Linked DNA regions of Homo sapiens: all the other regions are linked to region 1. A link is an interaction called in ENCODE POLR2A ChIA-PET data of the cell type or tissue named here. Cell type or tissue: GM12878. All regions are shown on one strand. Each heading gives the region's core, and the rest is flanking DNA. Links, peaks and the distances in the headings are about the cores only.

Region 1 (4,046 bases), core at 1,010-3,509:
ACCAGAAGTTCTGAGAGCCTAGTTTGTCTTTTTCTTTTTTTTTTCTTTGAGATGGAGTCTCACTCTGTCGCCAGGGCTGAAGTGCAATGGTGTGATCTCCACTCACTGCAACCTCCGTCTCCTGGGTTCAAGTGATTTCTCCTGCCTCAGCCTCCCTAGTAGTTGAGACTACAGGCACACACCACCACGCCCAGCTAATTTTTGTATGTTTTGTAGAGACAGTTTTTTTGCCATGTTGGCCATGCTGGCCTCAAACTCCTGATCTCAAGTGGTCCACCTGCCTCAGCCTCCCAAAGTGCTGAGATTACAGGCGTGAGCCACTGCACCTGGGTTAAGAGCCTAGTTTTTAAAGTCACACACCTACCTGTCTATATGATGGTGTAGAGGTGGTCTTTGGAGGAAAGGGACAGATTGATCTGTACATGTCCCTTTTGTCTCTACAATGTTGTAGTTTTCACCACTTCATAAGCAATGTGGGAGGAAAAATTAGGTCCTACTTCGATCTGTCATGGAATGAACAAAAACAAAACAAAATATAGTGTGTATATATATATATATATAGTGTATATATATATATAAGTGTATATATAGTGTGTATATATATATAGTGTGTGTATATATAGTGTGTGTGTATATATGTATATACAATACACGTATGCTACATAAATTATCTCACATATACCTCAAATATTTAGGTACTTCCTCAAAAGTTTACAAATGCTAAGATTCCAAACCCATTAATGCTCAAATGACTCTATTCATTGCCTTTAACTGTCTGTCTTAGTGGTAGGGACAGTCTCTGGAAGTTCTGAGTAAGTTGCAGTTGCAGACTGTCTCCTTCTCCTGAGCCATGCACACAGGCTGGGATGGCTTCCCCAGGTCGGCCTGGCAGGTGTCAGCTAGCTGGACCACTTTTAAGAGCATTTAGGAACATAGGCTTTGACACATGTGGAAACAGATCTTCCCCATCTAGTTGTGTGATGACTGGCTGTTATTTAACCTTTCTGAGCCACGTTTTCACTGATCAAAATACCGGAAATACTACTACTTAGAGCATTGTTGAGAAGATTGAATGAGATGGTTAGTATGAAAGTACCTGCTGCATAGTAACTGCTCACATTTATAGAGGCCAAGTACTATGTGCCAGAAACCATTGAAAATGTTACTCCTGTATTTAATCTAGGGAATATTATTCCATCCTTCATTATACAAACAGTACAATGAAGTGCAGTTAAGTATAGTAGTGAATAATGAGGTGGGATTAGAACCCAGGATTTGATTCCACCATGCTCTACTGCCTCAAAGTTAAGTTCTCATGTGAAGCTATGGATCATTATACCCTTAGGAAATCTCTACCCATTCCACATATACATGTGTATGTCTCTCCCCTACCTTTTCTACCCTTCCACTTCCATTTACTTATCTTAAGCAAGGGAGAAAAATCCAGGCATCACCAGGTCACCAGGTAAGAACCTGATGATCCTTTTGGTTGACCCACCTTGATTGTGTTCCTAGATAGTTCCCCCTTTCCTCTCCTCCTTTCCCAATCATTGTCCAGGCTGTTACTCATCTAAGTAGCAACTGATATGCCAGATATAAGCTAGGTTGGAGGGCAATGCTTTTAATACAAGGACAACAGCCTTGGAAGCCTTCTTGAATACAGGTGGATATTTGCCTCTCTTCCCTACATTTCCCATTGTAAACTGTGGATTTAGCATTAGACATCCTGGCCAGGTGTGGTGGCTCACGCCTGTAATCCCAGCACTTTAGGAGACCAAGGCGGGCGGATCACCTGAGGTCAGGAGTTCGAGAACAGCCTGATCAACATGGTGAAACCCCGTCTCTACTAAAAATACAAAAATTAGCCAGGTGTAGTGGCAGTTGCCTGTAATCCCAGCTACTCGGGAGGCTGAGCCAGGAGAATTGCTTGAACTCGGGAGACGGAGGTTGCAGTGAGCCAAGATCGTGTCATTGCACTCCAGCCTGGGCAACAAAGCAAGACTCCATCTCAAAAAAAAAAAAAAAAAAGAATTAGGCATACTGTAGTCCTAATTACTCTCATTTGTAGTCCCTTTGGACCATATTATGTCTGTTGATGTGCAGAGGTGAAGTTTCTGTTCCCCTTTGGGTACTTCCTTCTTTCTCTTTCTATTCGCATTCTTTGCCACTGCCCCAGCTGTTCCCTGCCGTGGCATTAAACTATCAAAGGATGAAGTGCAGATGAGGGCACGGAGGGCACCAAGGGCACCGTGGGTGGGGGAAGGATTTTTCCCCTCTGGGATGTCTTAACTAGGGCATTACCAATGGCACTTGCTATGGGTAGAATTCCTTTCTGTGAGGCAGCCGTTAACACCTTCAGAAAGAGCTAAGATAGAAGGGATGATAGAGGCCATCCTGACCAATATTTTGAGGTCATTTTCTGGGTCAGAAATTTTTGTGACTGAGTCTTATGTATATATATCTGTCACTTTTGCTTTGGGGGAATTTCTCATTTTATCACAGAAATACTAGCCTATGACATGAAGACTATTTCTCTCTGGCTCTAAGCCATTTTTCTTTCCAAGAGTGGGTTTTTAGTGGACAGAGCTTCTTCTGTAAATCATGCTCCTTCTTGCAATATTTTGTTTGCGGTACTAGCAGTGGATACAAAGGCTGCTTTATCTGTGTTCATGCGCAGATCCGCCAGCCTGTGGATGATCCTCACTCATCAAGAGAGTGTTAGCTGAAAATTTCCAAGAGATCCACCTCCATAAATTTCCACCCTCTGTCACTCATTCATAATGCCACGTCATAGTAAAACAGGAAACTTTTACTCCATGATGGTGTGAAGGCTGTGTGGGGGAATCTTGAAGAAAAAGATTGTCACAATGTATCCTATCATATAACCCAGTCATGCAAATTAACATAGACCTATATTCTGTAACAGATTAGGCCAAGATGGAAGGAAATTGAGGTGTGGAAAATTTATGTTGCTCTAAAATGGAAAGAATAGCCCATACCTCTTCAGGCAATTCCTGCCCAGAAATAGCAGATATCATATTTCTGACATTAAGAAGGATATGTGAGTATATGTCTGCTCAGGATCTATAGTAAGGACCATGAGCATGGACTTTGGGTCAGAAAGATTTGGGTCCTGTCCTTCGCTAGTGGAATGACTCTGAGAAAGTTATTTAATTTCTCTGGGACTCAGTTTTCTTGTTTATACAACAGATAAGTGAGGATAACAGTACAGACCTCATAGGGCTGTGTAAGAGTAGGATAAGGTTTGGCTGTGAATGATAGAAAACCTAGACCATCAGTCACTTCAACAAGAAGGCCATTTATTGTTCTTTCATATAAAAGTCTGGGTAGGTGGCTCATTGCTGATATGATGGATCCAGGTTCACCAGTATACAGACTCTTTCTGTCCTTTTGTTCTGTCTTCCTCAACCTGTAACCTCCAATTCACCATCCAAGATGGCTACAGCTGTGAAATTTTTATTCCAGTCAGCAGGAAAGAAAAAAGAGAAGGAGAAGAAGAAGGACATACTTCTTTCCATAAACCACTTCCACTTACAAGTCATTGGTTATAACTTAATCTTATGAATGTAACCGGCTATAGTGGAGGCTGCTCAAGTGGGAAATGTAATTTTTATTCCAGGCAGTCTTGTGCTTAGCTAAATATGGGGTGCTCTTTACTATCAAAGAGAGGAAAAAAAGGTGTTAGCCCACCCAACTAGCAATCTCAGCCACGGATCATCATGAGATTTAAATGAGACAATGCAGGTAGAGGGTTGAGCACAGTGTTGGGCACTCAGGAAGCACTCAAAAAACATTGTCATCGTCATCATCATCATCATCATCAACATCATCATCACCATCATCATGAGAAGGTGAGGAATACTTTGAAACTGTGACAAGGCATTTTCTTATTTTAACCTGGTCTTGCTGCTAACATCACCCTTGGCCACCTCCCTTTTAAGGTGATTTGAGTTTCATCTTTTATGATACCTTTGAACATGCCTTCATGAAACAAAACTATATAAAAAGGAAAGCAAGGGAAAGGT
Region 2 (4,046 bases), core at 381-2,880, 97 kb after region 1:
CTGTCAAGAGATAGATATGAACATTTGAATAAAGACCCTGTGTCCTTATATTGACAAAGCAACAAGAACAACAAACAGGACTCCTATTTCTCAAGTTTTTGAAGATACCTGTTCATCTGAAAAGTCACTGGGGTCCACGGGGAAAAGTCCCAAGCCCATAGGTCATGTCTGAGACATGAATGCCAACACTCACATGTGAGGAGATTTGGGTTTGGATTTTGGTACAAGGCAAGAGCCCATGAAGAGAGGGAAGTGAGAAGGCAGGCACCTATGGATGGATAGAATGTCAGCCTGGGCACAATTTAGTCCTGTGAATTTCAAGAGGACACAAATGCCACTCTCACACTGTGAGCTTCTTGAGGCCAAAAGGCCTGAGTCCAGTTTGCCCTCAAGCCCAGATGCATAGTAGGCATCTAATCAATGCTTATTATACTGATTTTAAATGAATTTTTCCAGTGGGGGATGTACTGGGAAATCAGAAGGTTGTGGGAAGGGGAATACCTCTCTTCTTCCATCCCTGCTCCAAAATATTCTCTCATTTCTGTATTTAGCTGCAAATGAAGGAAAACCTGAGTAAGCATGGCTTTTAAAAGAGGGGGTTGTATTTTATTTTCTGTCTCACTCATCAAGAAGCCCAAAGCAGGCACTCAGATGTCATCCAGGACCCGTTTTTTCTGCATTCTTGTTCTCCTAACCTTTGTTGCAAGGAGATAGGAGAGATAGGAGGTGGTAAAGTCCAAAGGTTTAAAGGCACACCAACCCAGGAGACCCTAATAATCTTTTTAGGAAGCTCCGCCCAGTAAGTTTCATCACTTTAGCTGCAGAGGAATCTGGGCAGGCAAGAACTGCTGGGGTGTGTGTGTGTGTGTGTGTGTGTGTGCTTATGCAAATAGATTTTGGAGGGTGCATTCTACAGTTTACAAGATCTTATAAAGAATCTGCCTCCCATTAGAGCAGTCATCGGCCAACCTCCCCAACAGCACTTGGGTTTTCCTGTTGAGAGCGGGGACTGAGAGACAGGACTAGCTGGATTTCCTAGACCAACTAAGAATCCCTAAGCCTAGCTGGGAAGGTGACCGCATATACCTTTAAACACGGGGCTTGCAACTTAGCTCACACCCGACCAATCAGGTGGTAAAGAGAGCTCACTAAAATGCTAATTAGGCAAAAACGGGAGGTAAAGAAATAGCCAATCATCTATCGCCTGAGAGCACAGCGGGAGGGACAATGATCGGGACATAAACCCGGGCATCCAAGCCGGCAATGGCTACCCTCTTTGGGTCCCTTCCCTTTGTATGGGAGCTCTGTTTTCACTGTATTAAATCTTGCAACTACAAAAAAAAAAAAAAAAAAAAAAAAAAGAATCTGCCTCCCTTGTCGGGCACGGTGGCTCACGCCTGTAATCCCAACACTTTGGGAGGCCGAGGTGGACGGATCACGAGGTCAGGAGATTGAGACCACCCTGGCTAACACGGTGAAACCCTGTCTCTACTAAAAATAGAAAAAATTAGCTGGGCGTGGTGGCAGGTGCCTGTAGTCCCAGCTACTCGGGAGGCTGAGGCAGGAGAATGGCGTGAACCTGGGAGGCGGAGCTTGCAGTGAGCCGAGATCGCGTCACTGCACTCCAGCCTGGGCGACAGAGCGAGACTCCGTCTCAAAAAAAAAAAAAAAAAAAAAAAAAATTTAGCTAGGTGTGGTGGTTGGCGCCTGTAGTCCCAGCTACTTGGGAGGCTGAGGCAGAAGAATGGCGTGAACCTGGGAGGCGGAGGTTGCAGTGAGCCGAGATCGCGTCACTGCACTCCAGCCTGGGCGACAGAGCGAGACTCCGTCTCAAAAAAAAAAAAAAAAAAAGAATCTGCCTCCCAGCTACTCTCATGCTAAGCAAAATGGCAGCCTTCTTGGTGTAGTTACCCCATGCCTTACTGCAATTCTGCAGCTCAAACCCAAGAGTGGGGAGCAGGCTAGCAGCCTTGTGAGGGTGGCTCTGGAGCTGCAGAGGGAAGGTTCAGGGATCCGGGCTTGCTGGACTCTGGGTTTAGACAGCTTGTTGGGCAACACGGTCAGCCGGCAGAGAGCAGGCAGGTTGACGATGCAGGCAGAGAAGGTGAGACCGTGCCCATCTTGGGGATGGGTGACAACTGTCCTGATGAAGAAGCCCCTCCGGGCTTGACTCCTATTTGCCATTAGTAGTTATTTTTTAAAGCTGATAACGGGAGTTTCATTTCTTCTTATCCAGGACATTTAGTGTGTAAAATAGCTTTGCCAGCTTGAAATTTCTAGTATTCCCTCGAATAAGCTTCCTCAGCTCCTAGGACAGAGGCTTCCTCAGAAGCTGTGCTGCAACAGACCCCAATGCCTATCACACACCCAAAGTGTGGCCAGTTTGGGGTGCAAGGAGACAGGAGTCTGTGAGCACTGTATTCCTCTGGGCTTTCCTGACATTGGCTTTGATAGTGTCTGGGGTACTTCAGAATAAACGCCTGGTGGGCCAGAAGTTTAAGAGGAGCCCGGGCTGGGGCTGGCCCTTAGGTGGAATGGAACAAGGGTTATGCAAACCGGATTAAGCGCCCTTCCGAGGATCATGGCCGGCAGACACTGCAAACCACAGATGAGCGGAAGGGCTGATCTTTGGGCAGCCAATGTGGAATTCCCCTTTGTGCAACTATGGCACCAAATCAGGCAATTTGGATTTTCCTTAGGGGATGGACACTGTGCTCTGTAACTTCTCATATGAGAAATTTGGCTTATCAGGGACCAGGACACCAGGTGTTTGAGCCTTGGCCACCCAGAGGACCATAGTTGTTTCTGCTCTGTCTGCATGACTACCTAGGATAACTAGTGGGCTCCTGAGTGTGGGGCACAAATGGATTCTTTTAGCTCCAGGACTGTCCCTCTGGTGCGCTTTAGTTTGCTCCAGTCTCCACTGGATGGCTGGCACCTCCAACCCAACATATCCAAGCAGGGCTGGGTTTGTAGATAAGTGACTTCTGCAGTCACACAGGGTCCCATGACTAAAAAAGTCCTCCCCTTACTCTGCTACCACCATCTTGAAATTCTCAATAACTGTTGAGCAGGGGGTTCCACATTTTTATTTTGTACTGTCTTCCCCTGCCAATTTATGTAGTTGATTCTGTATCTGAGAGTAAAATCATCTCTCTCTGGTTTCACCTTCATCCAGTGCACCCTCGCTCAGTAAATGGAACTATCAATTAACTCTAGAAATGATTTGTTGGTCCCTCCCTCTTCCTTGCCAATCTATGTTCAATCTATCACCAGAACCTCCACATTTTTCTTCATAAACATTTCTCTAATCTACTGATTTGTCTCCATTTCCATCATCACCAGCAATGACTGTCTGGTTCAAGCTACTATCTGTTGGTAGAAGAGCTGAGGCAGGACTGGCTTGTCTGTCATAATATAAAAGAGTCTTGGGAGATGTCCGGGGTCCAGGGTCTAAAACCGCTCGTGGCCTTTGGAACACCAAGCTCTGTGCCAAAGGGTAGAAGGCTGCCCTGCTGCACCACAAATCTAAGCCCAGGGCATAAAATCCCTCGTGGCTTGGATGGAATGTGCACAGACTTGTTGGTTGCTCTCCCAGGCTCGTAAACATGCTCTCCATTATCTTGAGCAGCAGAGCATATTCTATATGTGTCAAAGAAAATGCTAAACCATCACAGCTATGCTTGATGCACCACTACCTTTCTACCCCCACATCCTCACGCCCTCACCTGTTTACCCCCACGTCCTCACCACCTGCTTCTTTGTTTGATCACCAATAAATAGTGTGGGCTCCCAGAGCTCAGGGCCTTTGCAGCCTCCATACCAGTGTTGGCCCACTGGACCCATTTTATGCACCCTTAACTTGTCTTTTCTCATTCCTTTGACTCTGCTGGACTTTGTAGCCCCCATGGCCTAGTGTTGGGTCTAATCACCCCAACACTGTCTCATCTCTCCTGGACTCCAAAATAAATGCCAAATTGTTATTCTAATATCCATTCTCTAGACCGTTCTCCACGTTGTAGCAAGAGTAATTATTTCCAAGCACC
Region 3 (4,046 bases), core at 957-3,456, 150 kb after region 1:
TTTGCTTGGAGGGAAGAGATGCCTGTTTCTATAGGGAGGAAGTTTGAAGTGAGAAGAGAGGACAAAGATTCTGTGAATGGAAAGAGCACTGGACTGAGAGTTCAGGGATGTGGCCTCCGGTCCCAGCTCCACCACTACTCAGTTGTCTGACGAAGGAAACAGAAAGTTGTGATACAATGTGGGTGACACATTGCCTAGAAAGAAGTGCCGTTGTGATACGCTTATGTTGGTGGGATGGGGGAAAGAAATAACAGGTTTGTATGGAGTGTTATGAAAGAATTAAATCTTAACCTTCCATTGGGGTAAGCTGATGGAAACAACCATAGCAAAGGACAGACTGAATATTTTTTTATTCTCTTTATAGAAAATAACAGTAAAAAAAAGTATTGACATAGGAGAAGGAAACAAAAAGTTGTCAGGAGTTAATGAATAGAAATATTATTTTTTTCTGGATTTTATGGTGTTTGTGTTATTTGTTAGCTTTTATGAATTTGTAATTTGTTGTAATTTCTTTCTAAATAAGTATTTACTTTTGTCTCTAATTTTGTCCATCTATTTTTGAATTCAATTTTCAAATTCAAAACGCTTCTCTCGGCCGGGCACGGTGGCTCACGCCTGTAATCCCAGCACTTTGGGAGGTCGAGGAGGGCGGATCACGAGGTCAGGAGATCGAGACCATCCTGGCTAACACAGTGAAACCCCGTCTCTACTAAAAATACAAAAAATTAGCCAGGCGAGGTGGTGGGCGCCTGTAGTCCCAGCTACTCGGGAGGCTGAGGCAGGAGAATGGCATGAACCCCGGGGGGCGGAGCCTGCAGTGAGCCGAGATCGTGCCACTGCACTCCAGCCTGGGTGACAGCGAGACTCCGTCTCAAAAAACAAAACAAAACAAAACAAAAAAAACAAAAAGAACAAAATGCTTCTCTCTGGGCCTCAGCTGTTCCCTCATCTGTAAATGAGAAGGGTGGGCCAGATGCTCTTTCATGTCTGGTGTAATGAAGCCCTGGAGTGGGCTGCCTATGACTGCACGCAGCTGTACCACACCCCACCTGGGTGTCTTTGGGTGAAGTACTTGGTAGCTCCAAGTCTCATCTTCCTTATCCAAAATGATGGACACAAAAATAGTATTGACCTCATGGAATAGGTGTGAAGATGAAAACAGACAATGCATATGGATGCTTCACACAGACCCTGGGGTGGCAAATGTGCTCAGTACTTGTTAGTTATTAGTGTGAGTCTACTCTTTTAGTCTATGAATTTTGTTAGAGGAACTCCTGCTTACCAGGCCTCTGGTTTAATAAAACATGACTGGAGTGACACATTTCTAAGCTCACCACCACTTATAATTACAGAAGATTGATGGCTATATAGGACATCTCCCACCAAGCCTGCAGAATGTCCAGATGTCCCAAGTACAGCCCACTTTACTCAGAGATAACGTCAATGAGCAGACTCAAGTTGAAGGATTAATGGTCACTAGAGCACCAACAGCCCCTACCTTTAGTGAGCACATCTGCACATTCCAAGTTTAATCATAGCTCCTTATAGTTTCTTATAAGCAGAGATGTTCCTAAAGGACAGGGGTTCCTCCTCCTGCTTTCTGGGCATGCCCTACTCTCTAATGGAGTAGTTTCCAATAAATTTGCTTCTTTGTCTGTGCTCCAATTCTTTCCTGTGTGAGATCTAAGAACCCACTCTTGGGGTCTAGATTGGGATCCTCTTTTCTGGCAACATCTTGAGTATGTGACCATGAGAAATGTTAGAAATTGGAGTGAAAGGTACGTAAACATTTGAACCCAATACCATTCTCTGGTTCTCCCAGAGGCACAGTAAAAAAAAGTATTGACATAGAAGAAGGAAACAAAAAGTTGTCAGGAGTTAAAGAATAAAGATTTTTTTTTCTGGATTTTGTGGTGTTTGTGGTATTTGTTAGCTTTTATGATTTGTAATTTGTTGTAATTTCTCTTTCTAAATAAACGTTTACTTTTGTCTCTAATTTTGTATTTCTATTTTTGAATTCAATTTATTTTCCCGCAGACAGGGTCTCACTCTGTTGCCCAGGCTGGAGTGCAATGGTGAAATTATAGCAGACTGCAGTCTTCAACTCCTGACCTCAAGCAATTGTCCTGCCTCCTCAACTTCCTGACTACAGGTGTGCATGAGGACTACAGGCAGGCATGTGCCAACACATGCAGCTTTTTTTTTTTTTTTTTTTCAGAGATGTGGTCTCGCTTTGTTGCCTACACTGGTCTCAAACTCTTGGCCTCAAGGGATCCTCCCACCTCGGCTTCCCAAAGTGCAGAGATTACAGGTGTGAGCCACTGTGCCCAGCCTGAATTCAATTTCTTAAAAGGACTCTCCCCACCCAATTGTATGAGCTATGCATGGCCAGATTTAGCAAATACAAATACAAGACACCCAGTTAACTTGGAATTTCAGGTAGATAAACACTGAGATGTTTTCATTGAAATTCAAAGTTAAATATGCATCTTGTATCCAGCGGGAATATAAAAAAGGAAAGTAGTGGTCAACTCAACCAGGGTTGAAGTGGGGAGGAGGAGGGGAGTGGGGAGAGGAAAGGAAGAGGGGAGAAGTTTCACAAAGGAAGTCACACTGGAGCTAGGTTTTGAACGTTAGGTTGGTGTTTACAAGGTAGGTGAGGCAGCGGGGCTTTCTAGGTGAGATGAGCCTGTGAGGTGTGGGAGATCTGCAAGAGAGATGAGGCGGAAAATGTAGGCGAAGTCCAGGCTGTGATGGGTCTGGATGCTGTGGGGAGCAGATTTCCTGCTACTGGGAGGCCCCAGGGCGTTATGCTGGGAGTTTTAGACTGGAGAGTTCCAAGACTGGGTTTGCATTTTAAAAAGTCCACCTACCTAGGGAAGAGTGGATTGTTCAGGAGAGGAATGGGGAGGCATCAGTTGGGCTCTTTCCATTACTATCCCTCCATCCCATCACCACTGGGGCTCTTTCATAACATTTGAACCACAGAGCCCATTGACATAAGATGTGTCACCCAGGGTCTGAGGCTTTGAACAGACTTTGACCAAGATCCCTGTGGGCAAAAAAGGAGGAGGAGAAGGAAGTACAGGCTGAAGTGGCATAGGTGCCCAATGTGGATTTGTGCTTCCCTCCCCAGGAGCACAGGTGTGGCCAGTTTGGATTTCCTTAAGTCCTCAGCTTCCTGGGTAATGACAAGTCAGAACAGCATGGCTTGGGAGAGTTATGTCACCTCCTCTGCTGAATGGGCTTGAGGTTCCTCACAAGTCTAGGTTCCTTTCCACTCTACCTAATCCTAGAGTGAAAGGGCAGCATGGGGTTAGAAAGGGCGCTGAGCCAGAGGTAAGGAGATAGAGGTTTGAGAGCAGTTGTGCCACTTCCTTGCGGTGCCATGGAGGGCTGGTTCACTTCTCTATTTCTTCATCACTGTAATGTGAACATTGAACTGAGTTATCTCTGTTATATTTTCTGACTCTCATTTCCAAATATCACAATAAAGGAGAGCCAACCCCACTGAAAATGAGGAATAAAAGAGAGAGAAAAGATAAAAAAACAAAAACAAAACAAAGGAGAAACTTCTTTAGGTTTAAATTTCCCAGTTCTTTTTCTCACCTTTTTTTTTGTTTTATTTTCAAAGCTATACAGAAGTTCACACATATCATTATGATCTAGATATATTTACCAAGACATTTAAACATTTATGTATTCTGTTTTAAAATCCCTATTAGCTTCCCAAATAAAATACCCATCCATCATTATCAGTTTTATATATATATATATATTTGAGATGGAGTCTTGCTCTGTTGCCCAGGCTGGAGTGCAGTGGTGCGGTCTCGGCTCACTGCAAGCTCTGCCTCCCGGGTTCATGCCATTCTCCCGCCTCTGCCTGCCGAGTAGCTGGAATTACAGGTACTGCCACCACGCCAGGCTAATTTTTTGTATTTTTAGTAGAGACGGGGTTTCACCACATTGGCTAGGATGGTCTCGATCTCCTGACCTCGTGATCCGCCCGCCTTGGCCTCCCAAAGTGCTGGGATTACAGGCGTGAG

Evidence for each region. ChIA-PET counts read pairs that join two places held together with the same protein. Peaks named below come from ENCODE experiments on the same cell type or tissue, not always from the same donor. Only the 100,000 strongest peaks of a DNase experiment are listed, where the experiment ranks them.
Region 2: POLR2A ChIA-PET joins it to region 1 with 5 read pairs; 5 of 35 experiments call an interaction of 5 or more read pairs at or near these places.
Region 3: POLR2A ChIA-PET joins it to region 1 with 5 read pairs; 2 of 35 experiments call an interaction of 5 or more read pairs at or near these places.

Annotation. Positions count from the first base shown.
Region 1 is chr1:206,677,719-206,681,764 of GRCh38, forward strand. It overlaps LOC124904496 (a long non-coding RNA gene), which reads left to right and starts at 2,123. Exons shown (of 3, transcript XR_007066834.1): 1 at 2,123-2,869; 2 at 3,457-3,872. RefSeq lists a silencer at 2,546-2,840. In GM12878, for the core only: no CTCF peak of the experiment used is centred there; a DNase peak (open chromatin) is centred at 2,153; H3K4me3 peaks cover 668 bases; H3K27ac peaks cover 2,500 bases.
Region 2 is chr1:206,775,575-206,779,620 of GRCh38, forward strand. The region is part of intron 1 of IL19 (interleukin 19); the gene reads left to right. Among named protein-coding and RNA genes, the nearest start is that of IL10, 5.1 kb to the left of the region's middle. In GM12878, for the core only: no CTCF peak of the experiment used is centred there; no DNase peak of the experiment used is centred there.
Region 3 is chr1:206,826,816-206,830,861 of GRCh38, forward strand. The region is part of intron 2 of IL19 (interleukin 19); the gene reads left to right. Among named protein-coding and RNA genes, the nearest start is that of IL20, 37 kb to the right of the region's middle. In GM12878, for the core only: no CTCF peak of the experiment used is centred there; a DNase peak (open chromatin) is centred at 2,248; H3K4me3 peaks cover 646 bases.